Regions from separate parts of the Homo sapiens genome. Here region 2 is linked to region 1. A link is a loop called in an ENCODE intact Hi-C map of the cell type or tissue named here. Cell type or tissue: Calu3. All regions are shown on one strand. Links, peaks and the distances in the headings refer to the core of each region. The heading gives the core; the rest is flanking DNA. Region 1 has its middle 360 kb from the start of SNORD151. Region 2 has its middle 310 kb from the start of SNORD151.

What was found. Peaks named below come from ENCODE experiments on the same cell type or tissue, not always from the same donor. Only the 100,000 strongest peaks of a DNase experiment are listed, where the experiment ranks them.
Region 2: it touches region 1 in a loop (2.1-fold over the local background); 3 of 110 quality-filtered maps call a loop at or near these places.

The regions. Positions count from the first base shown.
Region 1 is chr7:47,097,943-47,103,326 of GRCh38, forward strand. No RefSeq gene overlaps it. Among named protein-coding and RNA genes, the nearest start is that of SNORD151, 360 kb to the right of the region's middle. In Calu3, for the core only: a CTCF peak has its summit at 3,081 (motif pointing left); a DNase peak (open chromatin) is centred at 3,069.
Region 2 is chr7:47,150,909-47,156,292 of GRCh38, forward strand. No RefSeq gene overlaps it. Among named protein-coding and RNA genes, the nearest start is that of SNORD151, 310 kb to the right of the region's middle. In Calu3, for the core only: no CTCF peak of the experiment used is centred there; DNase peaks (open chromatin) are centred at 2,403 and 2,853.

The sequences.
Region 1 (5,384 bases), core at 204-5,203:
AGGCTGGTCTTGAACTCCCAACCTCAGGTGATCCACCCTCCTCAGCCTCCCCAAATCCTGGGATTACAGGTGTGAGCCACCGCACCTGCCCAATCCCCACACTTTCAAACACAGAAGCTGAGGGTCTGAGAGATGTAGTGACTCACGAGGTGTCAGCACCATCCCCTGAGCCTTGCCCAGCCCCTTCCTTCTGTTCTAGGAGTGGGGCATTCACACTTTTTATTGCACAGGAGACACTGATGGATGAGAGCCTGCATCCATCCTCAGAGGGGATGAGGGATGGTCCTAGAGCCCATGAGGTGAGAGGTGAGGGCAGTCCTGCCAAGGTCACGGGGCAAAGGTCACCCACTGCTCATTGTCGTGCTTTTCCCTGTCACACACCTTCTGTCAAAAACTAGTTATCTAAGACTATAAAAACTCTGGAAGAGGCCGGGCTGTAATCCCAACACTTTGGAAGACCAAGGCAGGAAGATCACTTGAGCCCAGGAGTTTGAGATCAGTCTGGGCAACAGAGTGAGACCTTGTCTCTACAAATAATCAAAAATTAGCCTGGTGTGGTGATGTACACCTGTAATTCCCAGTTACTCAGAAGGCTGAGGCAGGAGAATTTCTTGAGCCCAGGAAGTTGTGGCTGCAGTGAGCCATGATCATGCCACAGCACTCAGCTTGGGCAACAGAGCAAGACCCTGTCTCAAAATACAAACAAACAAACTCCGGAAGACAACCTAGGTAATACCATTCAGGACACAGGCACAATCAAAGAGTTCATGATGAAGATCCCAAAAGCAATTGCAACAAAAGCAAAAATTGACAAGTGGGATCTAATTAAACTAAAAAGCTTCTGCACAGCAAAATAAACTATCGACAAAGTAAACAGACAACCTACAAAATGGGAGAAAATTCTTGGAAACTATGCATCCAACAAAGATCTAATATTTACCATCTATAAGGAACTTAACAAATTTACAAGCAAAAACGAACAACTTCATTTTTAAAAAGTGGGCAAAGGACATGAACAGACACTTTTCAAAAGACATACATATGACAAACAATCATAAGAAGAAAAACTCAATATCACTGATCGTTAGGGAAATGCAAATCAAAACCACAATGAGACAACATCTCACACCAGTCAGAATGGCTATTATTTAAAAAGTCAAAAAATAACAGACACTGACAAGGTTATGGAGAAAAAGAAACACTTATACTCTGTTCGTGGGAGTGTAAATTAGTTCAACCATTGTGGAAGACAGTGTGGTGATTCCACAAAGACCTAAAGAGAGAAATACCATTTGACCCAGCAATCCCATTACTGGACATATACCCAAAGGAATATAAATCATTCTATTATAAAGATACATGCACGGATATGTTCATTGCAGCACTATTCACAATAGCAAAGACACGGAATCAACCTAAATCCCATCAGTGATAGACTGGATAAAAAAAATGTAGCATATACACCATGGAATACTATGCAGCTGTAAAAAAGAATGAGATAATGTCCCTTGCAGGAACATGGATGGAGCCGGAGGCCGTTGTCTTTAGCAAACTAACACAGAAACAGAAAAATATATACCATATGTTCTCACTTTTAAGTGGGAGCTAAATGATGAGAACACGTGGACACACAGAGGGGAACAACACACACTGGGGCCTTTTGGAGGTTGGGGGTGGGAGCAGCGAAAAGATCAGGAAAAATAACTAATGGGTATTAGGCTTAATACCAGGGTGTTGAAATAAACTGTACAACAAACTCCCATGACACACGTTTACCCATGTAAACCTGCACTTGCACTCCTGAACTTAAAATAAATGTTTGAAAAAGAGGAGCCCATGGGTTCAGGAAGCAAAAATATGTACAAGATAAAATAAAGGAGAAGAATTGCTCTGTTTTCATAGGAGTGCTAATTTCCAGGAGAAGGCACAACACAGAATTTTTCCTAAAACATAGCCCTGTGAAATGCAGCAAACAACTGCCAACCGCAGTGCGGTCTGAGTTCCCCAGATCTCCCTCAAAAGAGGTTTTTTTGAGCAAAAATAAATATTGAAGCAAATGTGGTAATGCTTGCATTGAAGGACTTCTCCAAGAGCACTATTTTTGCACCTTGATTTCTTTGTTCTAGCCATGACATTTCTGATGTGGGTATTTATGTACGTTCTCAATGTAAGGGCTAAACATTTCAAAGACTGCTAAATCAATTCCAGAAAGCCCATGCAGTTGCCTTGAAAATGAGATCAGGTTTTTGATACTATTTCAAGCTGTTTTATAGGAAATTTATTGTTCATCACAGTTCGACATGCCACGTTTCCATTTATATTTTAAGCTAAAGTAGCTTTTTTCCTCAAAACTCCATAAGCAAATCACCAAATTTTAAAACGTGTTTTGTGTCAAATATGCTGACAACCACAATATAATTTGATGCAGTGATTAAAGGGTATGAAATAAAAATAACATCTCAAGATTATTTGTAGAAAATGTTTAAGTACATAACAGGTTCCTTTGATAGGTGGCCAATAACTAGACTTCAAAATTTTAGTTTCATAAAAGCCTTTCTTTAAATTTAGTAATCAATGATTTATACTTAGTTTACTGACTAAATTAAAAAAACGCTCTAAAAATGGAATACTCGCAGCTGACAAGGGTATGGTGGAAGTGGCACTTCATACATTGCAGAGTGGATGGCAGGGTAAATTGGCACCAACTACCCTGAAAGCAACTGGGCAATAACTCTGAAGGATGACACAATTTAACCATCTTCTGGGGCTCTATTCTAAGACAAGCAAAATGTGGAAAATGTATATGCACAAAGATGTTTACTCACAACATTATGGTTAATGTAGAAGAATCTGTAGTAAAAGCAACTTAAGAACCTAATATAAAATTACTTAGAATGATGATTATAAGACTATATACCTCAGGAAAACACTTATTTATTCAAGAACAGCTTTGACTTTATGTATAGCCAAGACAAAATAAAAATCCTTGTTTCACTTTGCAAGGAAACGATCTCCCTGTCTTTCTGCCAATTCAGCGTGTCTCTAGAGGGTAGTCCACTTCTGAGCGCCCTCTGCAGGGCACCGCCTCATGTTACAGTGGAAACTGGCTCTGCTTTGAGGAAGCTCAGTAGGTCTTGGAGATGGGAATGGGGCAGGGCCTGCAGTGGTGGAAGCAGGAGATGTGCCCTGAGCACCTGGGACCTCCTGATTTAAGGACAGGGAGGAGGAAGATCTGATGCAGGCCCAGGTCTATGACAAAAGAGAGGGTATGAGGAGCACACTGGCCCAACCTCAGAGGCTGCATCTAAGCTCTCAGGTGCACTCAGAGTGTTGGGGTGGGCCCCAAGCCAGGGAAGGATGTGCCCTAGAGCCAGTGTTAGGCTCCCAAGCACATAGGAGGACAAGCAGCACTTAGCAAGGACCTTCCCAGCACCAGGAACCAGGTCTGTCGGCAGCAGGCCCTTGAAGGCCTCTAGCTCCATCCATGTTCCTGTAAAGGACATGATCTCATTCTTTTTTATGGCTGCATAGTATTCCATGGTGTATATGTACCACATTTTCTTTATCCAGTCTATCACTGATGGGCATTTAGGTTGATTCCATGTCTTTGATATTGTGAATAATGCTGCAATGAACATGTCCTTGAGGAGAGGAGGAAGCACAAACGGGTGTTCTGACTCTCCTGGCTCACACAGATGCAGGCCAGGTGAGGCAGAGCCCATGGAAGCAGGTAGTGAGCTGGCACACGGTGGAGTTGGGGCATACCACAGGAGGGCTGCCGGGACTGCGTGCCATGGGCTCATGTCTTATTGATCACAGTGAATATGACTGTGGTGGTGACATTCACAGCAGGGCACCAGCCTCCCTGGGCCTGTCCCTTACACGAAGCCTGGGCTGGGGACCCTCCAGGCCAGGTCCTTGCCTGCAGTGCCAGTGGCCAGCAGCAGGGACAAGCCCACCTGTATTCTGAAGAGGCTTGAATCTGCAAGCTGTGACAACCTTCGTAACGTTCACAACTTGATTCCCATCACAGCGTTGGTAAGGTTCTATCCTAGGATACTTCCTGAGCAAAGAAAAAGAAAACATTTACATGCATAATAGTGAACGATTGAAAAAGCATAAATGTTCCACATAAGAGGAAAGGTTCAACCCACTGTAGTCCATATAACAATGTGCCGCTGTTACATGGCAGGCAAAATATATTCTAGCAAATATTTTATAATAATGTGAAAAATGAATAATACCATGTATTTGTAGAAAATTAGAATATAGATTATATATGTGATAAAACATATAGAAATGTGTTTTACATAATTTTAACTAACTATATAGTTCACATTTGTAGATAAATGTGGAATAAAACTATATAGATATATAAATAACTATTCCAAAACATTCATAGCAGAGATACTAGAAGAAGGTTCACCAAAAGGTACTTATTTATGAGTTATTTACGAGTTACTACTAGAGTAATTTTTAAGCTACATATTTTTTAAAAAGAGGAAGAAAGTGATAAATAACCGGCTTGCAATTCCTCTTTTCCCTGGTAGAAATGAAGCAAGCAGCATTAAACACAAGCAAATTTTAAAAACCCCACCTGGCTCCATTCCAGCACTTGGTTTCCATCTCATCTCCTGCAGCTCCGTGGCCTGGCCAGACCCACCTCAGATGCCACTGGCTCCTCTTTTGCTCATGGTCTCTGTGCCCAGGCTCAGCTCTGTGCCCCAAGCCTGACACCCCTTGAGTGTGGACCCTGCAGTCCACAGCCTCTAGACAGGTCACTCAGCTACCACCAATAACTCAGAGCCTCCTTAGGACCTAACAAGTGTGTCTCTTATGAATAAAATTACCTATTTCTGGCTGGGCACAGTGGTTCATACCTGTAATCCCAGGACTTTCGGAAGCTGAGGCGGGTGGATCACCTGAGGTCAGGTGTTCGAGACCAGCTTGGCCAACATGGTGAAATCCCATCTCCACTAAAAATACAAAAATTAGCCGGATGTGGTGGCACATGCCTGTAGACCCATCTACTTGGGAGGCTGAGGCAAGACAATTGCTTGAACCCGGGAGGCAGAGGTTGCAGTGAGCCGAGATTGCTCCATAGCACTCCAGCGTGGGCAACAGAGTGAGACTCCATCTCAAAAAAAAAAAAATTACCTATTTCTGCTACACATAAATAAAGGTGTGGGTTTTTCTTGGTTTTTTTTTTTGGCTTTTTTTTTTGAGATGGAGTCTCACTCTGTCTGTCACCCAGGCTGGAGTGCAGTGACCCAATCTCGGCTCACTGCAAGATCCACCTCCCGGGTTCACACCATTCTCCTGCCTCAGCCTCCCGAGTAGCTGGGACTACAGGCGTCTACCACCACGCCCGGCTAATTTTTTGT
Region 2 (5,384 bases), core at 233-5,232, 53 kb after region 1:
TCTAGCTTGCTGGAGGAAGAGCCATTTGTCTACAATGGGGCCATATTAAATAAGCCAATACCCAGCCAGCCACCAGGCATACATGAGAGAGCCACAAGAGCAGAAGAACCTCCCTGACAAGCCCAGCCCAGATTGTCACAGTAGGCTTGTGAGGAATGTGTCAATCACTAATACACACAGTAAGTGATTTGATTCAGGGCAGAATTCTACGTCTTTTGCCTACCAATTAAATGTTCCTACCCTGAGCTATGTTATCCTTTGTAATATTTGTTGAATGAGTTAAGAAATGAAAGAACACATGAATCAACATGAATAATCTAAGGTTAAGGTTCTAAAATAGTCTAGATTTAGTTGTCTAGTGTGCCATCATTTTTATTAAGAAGTAAGCTCTATATGGTCAGTGATTTTATTATTTTCTGCCTTCAGCTCCTAGAACAGTGAAAGCCACACACTAAATATTTGTGTTTATATTATCGGTTTCCAGCTGGCATGAATGAACTTCTCTCAAAACACATTTGCTTTAATTATTTTATTCAAAATAGATTCACATTAAATTGCTCTCTTATATAGATCAGAGTGGAAGAGCACAGTGAAGTGTGTAGGGAACACACTCCAAGGCCCTCCTGAATTCCCAGACCTGCCAGCACCAGGCTTCTCACAGGATCACCCCAAAAAGGAACATGAGGCGTGGAGATCAGGCCAGGCAGAACTGACAAAGTGGGTGACTGATTCCTAAAAACCCCTTTCAGAGAGAAAAACATGATTTTAGGGGCTTAACCACAACTGCTAACAGTGATTATGAAAAATACAGCAGCTACTACCTGTATATAATAAATGACAAACGTATTTATTCCAACTTTTATTTACTAAGAAATTTTCCTTGAACCCATATATTAAAAAGAAAAAAATTCAGAAAGATATTTCAGATATTCAGTATTATGCCTCTATACTTAGTATTTATTTAAAGCTTATAAACATTTAGTCAAAACATTTGACAAAATCTGAGTAAGGATTTCTAAATTTGTAAGGGGAAAATTCTTTCCGTTCCTGTTGTAGATTTCACTGACCATTAGTCTTTTAACTGCCGTATTTCCTCCTGTTTACGATGACACTCTGTTATGGCATATGGACCATCTTAAAAATTAGCATCACATTACCTTTACTAATCCTGAGAGAGCAGGAACTCTTCATCGGTCTTACTTATTGGTCGTATAGGGAAAACAAGAGATCCATTTTTAGATGCCGAGAGTTTTACTAGATTCTGGTTTTAAGTATAGCAATAAAAATTGTTTTTGACCCACACCACAAAAATGTCCAAATTTCTTTCATTGCCAAACACACACACATGCACAAGCATGCATGTATGTGCTCACACATACATTTGAGTGTGCATGAGTTAAAACATGGAGTTAAAATGTGTGAAATTATAGGAACTCAAGTATTTAAAATTATGCGAACTACTAAAAGGAATAGTGTCATTCCTGTGTAAGAGACTCACGTGGTTGATCTAGAGTTTAAAATGAACAGGAGTTTATAGAAATATAAACACATATTTAATATTAAATAATAATAAACAATAAATAATAATAATAATAATGAACAATAATATTATAATTAAATTCCATATCTCAAAAAATTCCATAATAAGAAATTCCATATCTGAGAAAAAGAAATGGAATATCCATAGAAGAGTTATATACTTTTACAATTTTAGCATCTAAAGGGTGCTCAACCCCTGCCCACTCTACTCTGCCACTTTATTAATGAACTTTGAGGACAGTCAAGTATATACCTCACCCAAAGCTACCCAGCTCAGAGATAAGAGGCCTGGTTTTCAAACCCAGGAGTCAAGTGTTTTCTACTTTCTCCCAGTGTATTTCTTTATAGACAATTTTAAGTCTTAAAACTAGGAGCTTGATTATAGGTTGTCTAGTTGAACTTCATTTTTTAACTGGAGAGAGAATTAAAATGTCCAAAATGAAGATCGCATGGCTGGGCATTGACAGATCTTGAATCCAGGAACCCCGATGTTAAACCATTATTTTTCCCACTTTACTAAACTCTCTCTTTTTTAATTTTATTAGATTCTGGGTATAATTTTGCCTCACATGCTATGATGTGTTTCCCATTTTTAAAAAGCTTCATAATGTTCTGAGAATAAAAAGAAGGGAACACATCTTTAAGCTTAGTAGCAAAGTTATGAAAACATAAATTTGTTAATGATAGTATGACATCGACTTCAGCATCCCCAGATCTCATTCTTTATATGCGAACATCTATGAGCAAATGCACTTAGTATTTGGACACAGGAACCACATAACAGCTATTAACAGCAAGTGAAAAATATTTCAAACACTACGTACCCCAACTGACATTTGAGTAGCAGTTAAGTTCTTGGAACGCTGCCATTTTGATCTGTTACGTAACAGCTCATTGTAAACAGGATGAAATAGGGCAGTTAAAAGACTAATGGTCAGTGAAATCTACAACAGGAATGGAAAGAATTTTCCCCTTAAAAATTTGGAAATCCTTATTCAGATTTTGTCAAATTATTAATTAAAAATAAAACTCACAAGGTCAAAGTATAAAAATAACAGCCAACCAATTTGCTCTCCTCTGGAGAACATATATCACAGGATGCTTTACTCAGCCCCATACTGTTTAAACATAGTTTTACAGTCTCTCCTGCTTGAAAACCCAGATATGCTCTTTGCAGATATGTTAAAACCACACATACAGGTAAACACGCGCCACATGGGAGGTAGCTCTGTTCCTGTGCACGGGTCCCGCATACAAGGTAGCTCATCTGCATCACCATGACAACAGCCAGGAATGCAGCTCACAGGCCACTACTGCAGGCCTTGGAGCCAGGCAGACCTGGGGCTAAAGCCAGCTGCACCAGCTACCTGTGCTGTTTGGTTACTTATTTAACCTCTCTCAGGCTGTGAAAATAAATTAATTAACCCATGTGAAGCATTCAGCCAATGGCTGGCACACAGGAAAGTGGTAGCACGTGTTATTTTTGTAATCATTATATGAAAAGCCAGCTCGAGCACCTGAGCCTCTGCAGGTACACAGAAATGGAATCCACTATTATTTTAACCATTTTCCTGATAGTTGCTAGTCCACATTACTTACAATTCAGAGCAAGTGATTTTCCCTTGGTCTAAACTTTCCCCTTCATTTTTATGGCTGTTTCACCGTTTCTCAGAATTTCTGTTGCCCTCCACTTACAACAACTTTCCACACACACTCACCCCATCTCAGGAATAAAAATAGTGACCCATTAAAAAAAATTCAAAAACATCATTTCAATCTAAGTCACATTCTTCATGCATGGCTTATTTGAATCTTCTGTGTCCTTCGTTCTCATGATTGTATGTCACACTGTGCATTTTAATGTTCTAATTATCCATAGGTCGAAACAGCAGCCACTATTTTAGAGCTGTAGCAATCCACTTGAAAAATCTGGAGGAAAAATGTTTTTCATATTAACCAAAGCACATTTCCTTCCTGATATTTCCTTATTACCCCCTTTTGACATTCAAGTGAAGGTGATTGCCAAGAAAAGATTTTGATGGTAGAACACTGAACATAAAAGAGCCAGTTCTTGGTTTTTAAATCTCAAAAGTCAACAAGTATGTGATAACTTTCCCCATCCTTCAGAATAGAAAAAAAAAAAATCCCCCAAATCATGGGAGGAACAGAGAATTGCGGAAGGACAGGAAGCTTGATTATTCAGCAGCATCTCTGACTTGAGGTCTGAGCTCCAGGTCCACTCCAAGGCAGGTCTAGTGTGAGAAGAGAACATTCTAGACAGGCCTGGGGAACCTGAGGGCATAGTAGACCTTCACATGTCCCTCTTGTTGAAGCCCCAGGAAGCAGTGCAGCCTCAAGCCCGGCAAGGGAGCAGCAGGCTAGAACCGTCTGGGACAACCTCCATCCAACAATTCCCTATAGCCCAGATTGCTGCAAAAACATCAGTTTCCCATCTCCCCCAAATAGCATGAAACTATAAAGAAGATTAGTCAGATGCAGAGATAATTAAAACTGAGGATGAGATCACTGAAGAACATAGTTGTGAAAATGCATGCCAACAACTAAATAACAGGCAGAATTAAGGATGGCTCAGTGGCTACCAGCCCAGAGAAGCACTGCAAAAATCACAAGCCATTAAACCTCGGGCATCCTCTGAGAAATAAAGGAGAGAGTGAGGTCATCCAGAGTTATCAAGCATTAGGTTTCAGAAATTAAGGAACTCAACATAGAAATTGTGATCAGGTACCAAAAAATAAAGTTACATTTCTTGCACACCTAAATTTATATATATGTAAATTCATATCTACAACATAAACAGACACTTTTAAAAAAATATCAGGATATCGGAGAAGCAGTTCTCTCAATTCACAATTATTTTACTATTTGAGTTCATGAGCATGAGCTTTAGAAAAATCAAAGGGCAGAGCACAGCATTAGGACCGGAGGTGCTGGGCAGATTTTGGCTCCCAATCCCCCATACAGACACTTGTCTGGTGCTTCTTCATTTTTCCATTCGACTTCACCAATGCAGAGCTGGTCTTCTCTTTTTTATCTTCAGTTTCTAGGGTTTTACCAAATTTAAAATGCCAGGGGCATATCTTAACCCCACACCAGAAGGGCTCTAGCAACATAACAGTGGGATTCATCTTGTTGACCTCACTTCTGATTTACCTTCTAACAACAACAAAAATGACAAAGCATGATAAAGGCATGAAAAAACACTTCTTATGAGACAAAGCAAACATTAGAACTAGGCTTAAGTAATACAGAGTGTATTCGTCAGGGTTCTCTAGAGGAACAAAACTAATAGAATAGATGTATATATGAAGGGGAGTTAATTAAGGAGTATTGACTCACATGATCACAAGGTGAAGTACTGCAATAGGCCATCTGCAAGCTGAGGAGCAAGGAAGACAGTGCAAGTCCCAAAACCTCAAAAGCAAGGAAACCGACAGTGCAGCCTTCAGTCTGTGGGTGAAGGCCCAGGAGCCCCTGGCAAACCACAGTGTAAGTCCAAGAGTCCAAAAGCCGAGGAACTTGGAGTCAGATGTTTGGAGGCAGGAAGCATCCAGCACAGGAAAGAGATGAAGGCTGGAAGACTCAGCAAGTTCACTCCTTCCACCTTCTTCTGCCTGCTTTAGCCACGCTGGTATCTGATTAGACGGCGCCCACCCAGATTGAGGGTGGGTCTGCCTCTCCCAGTCCACTGACTCAAATGTTAATCTCCTTTGGCAACACCCTCATAGACACACCCAGGAACAATACTTTGCATCCTTCAATCCAGTGAAGTTGATACTTTATATTAGTCATCATACGGATTTAAAAACTATCAGACAGCATATTTA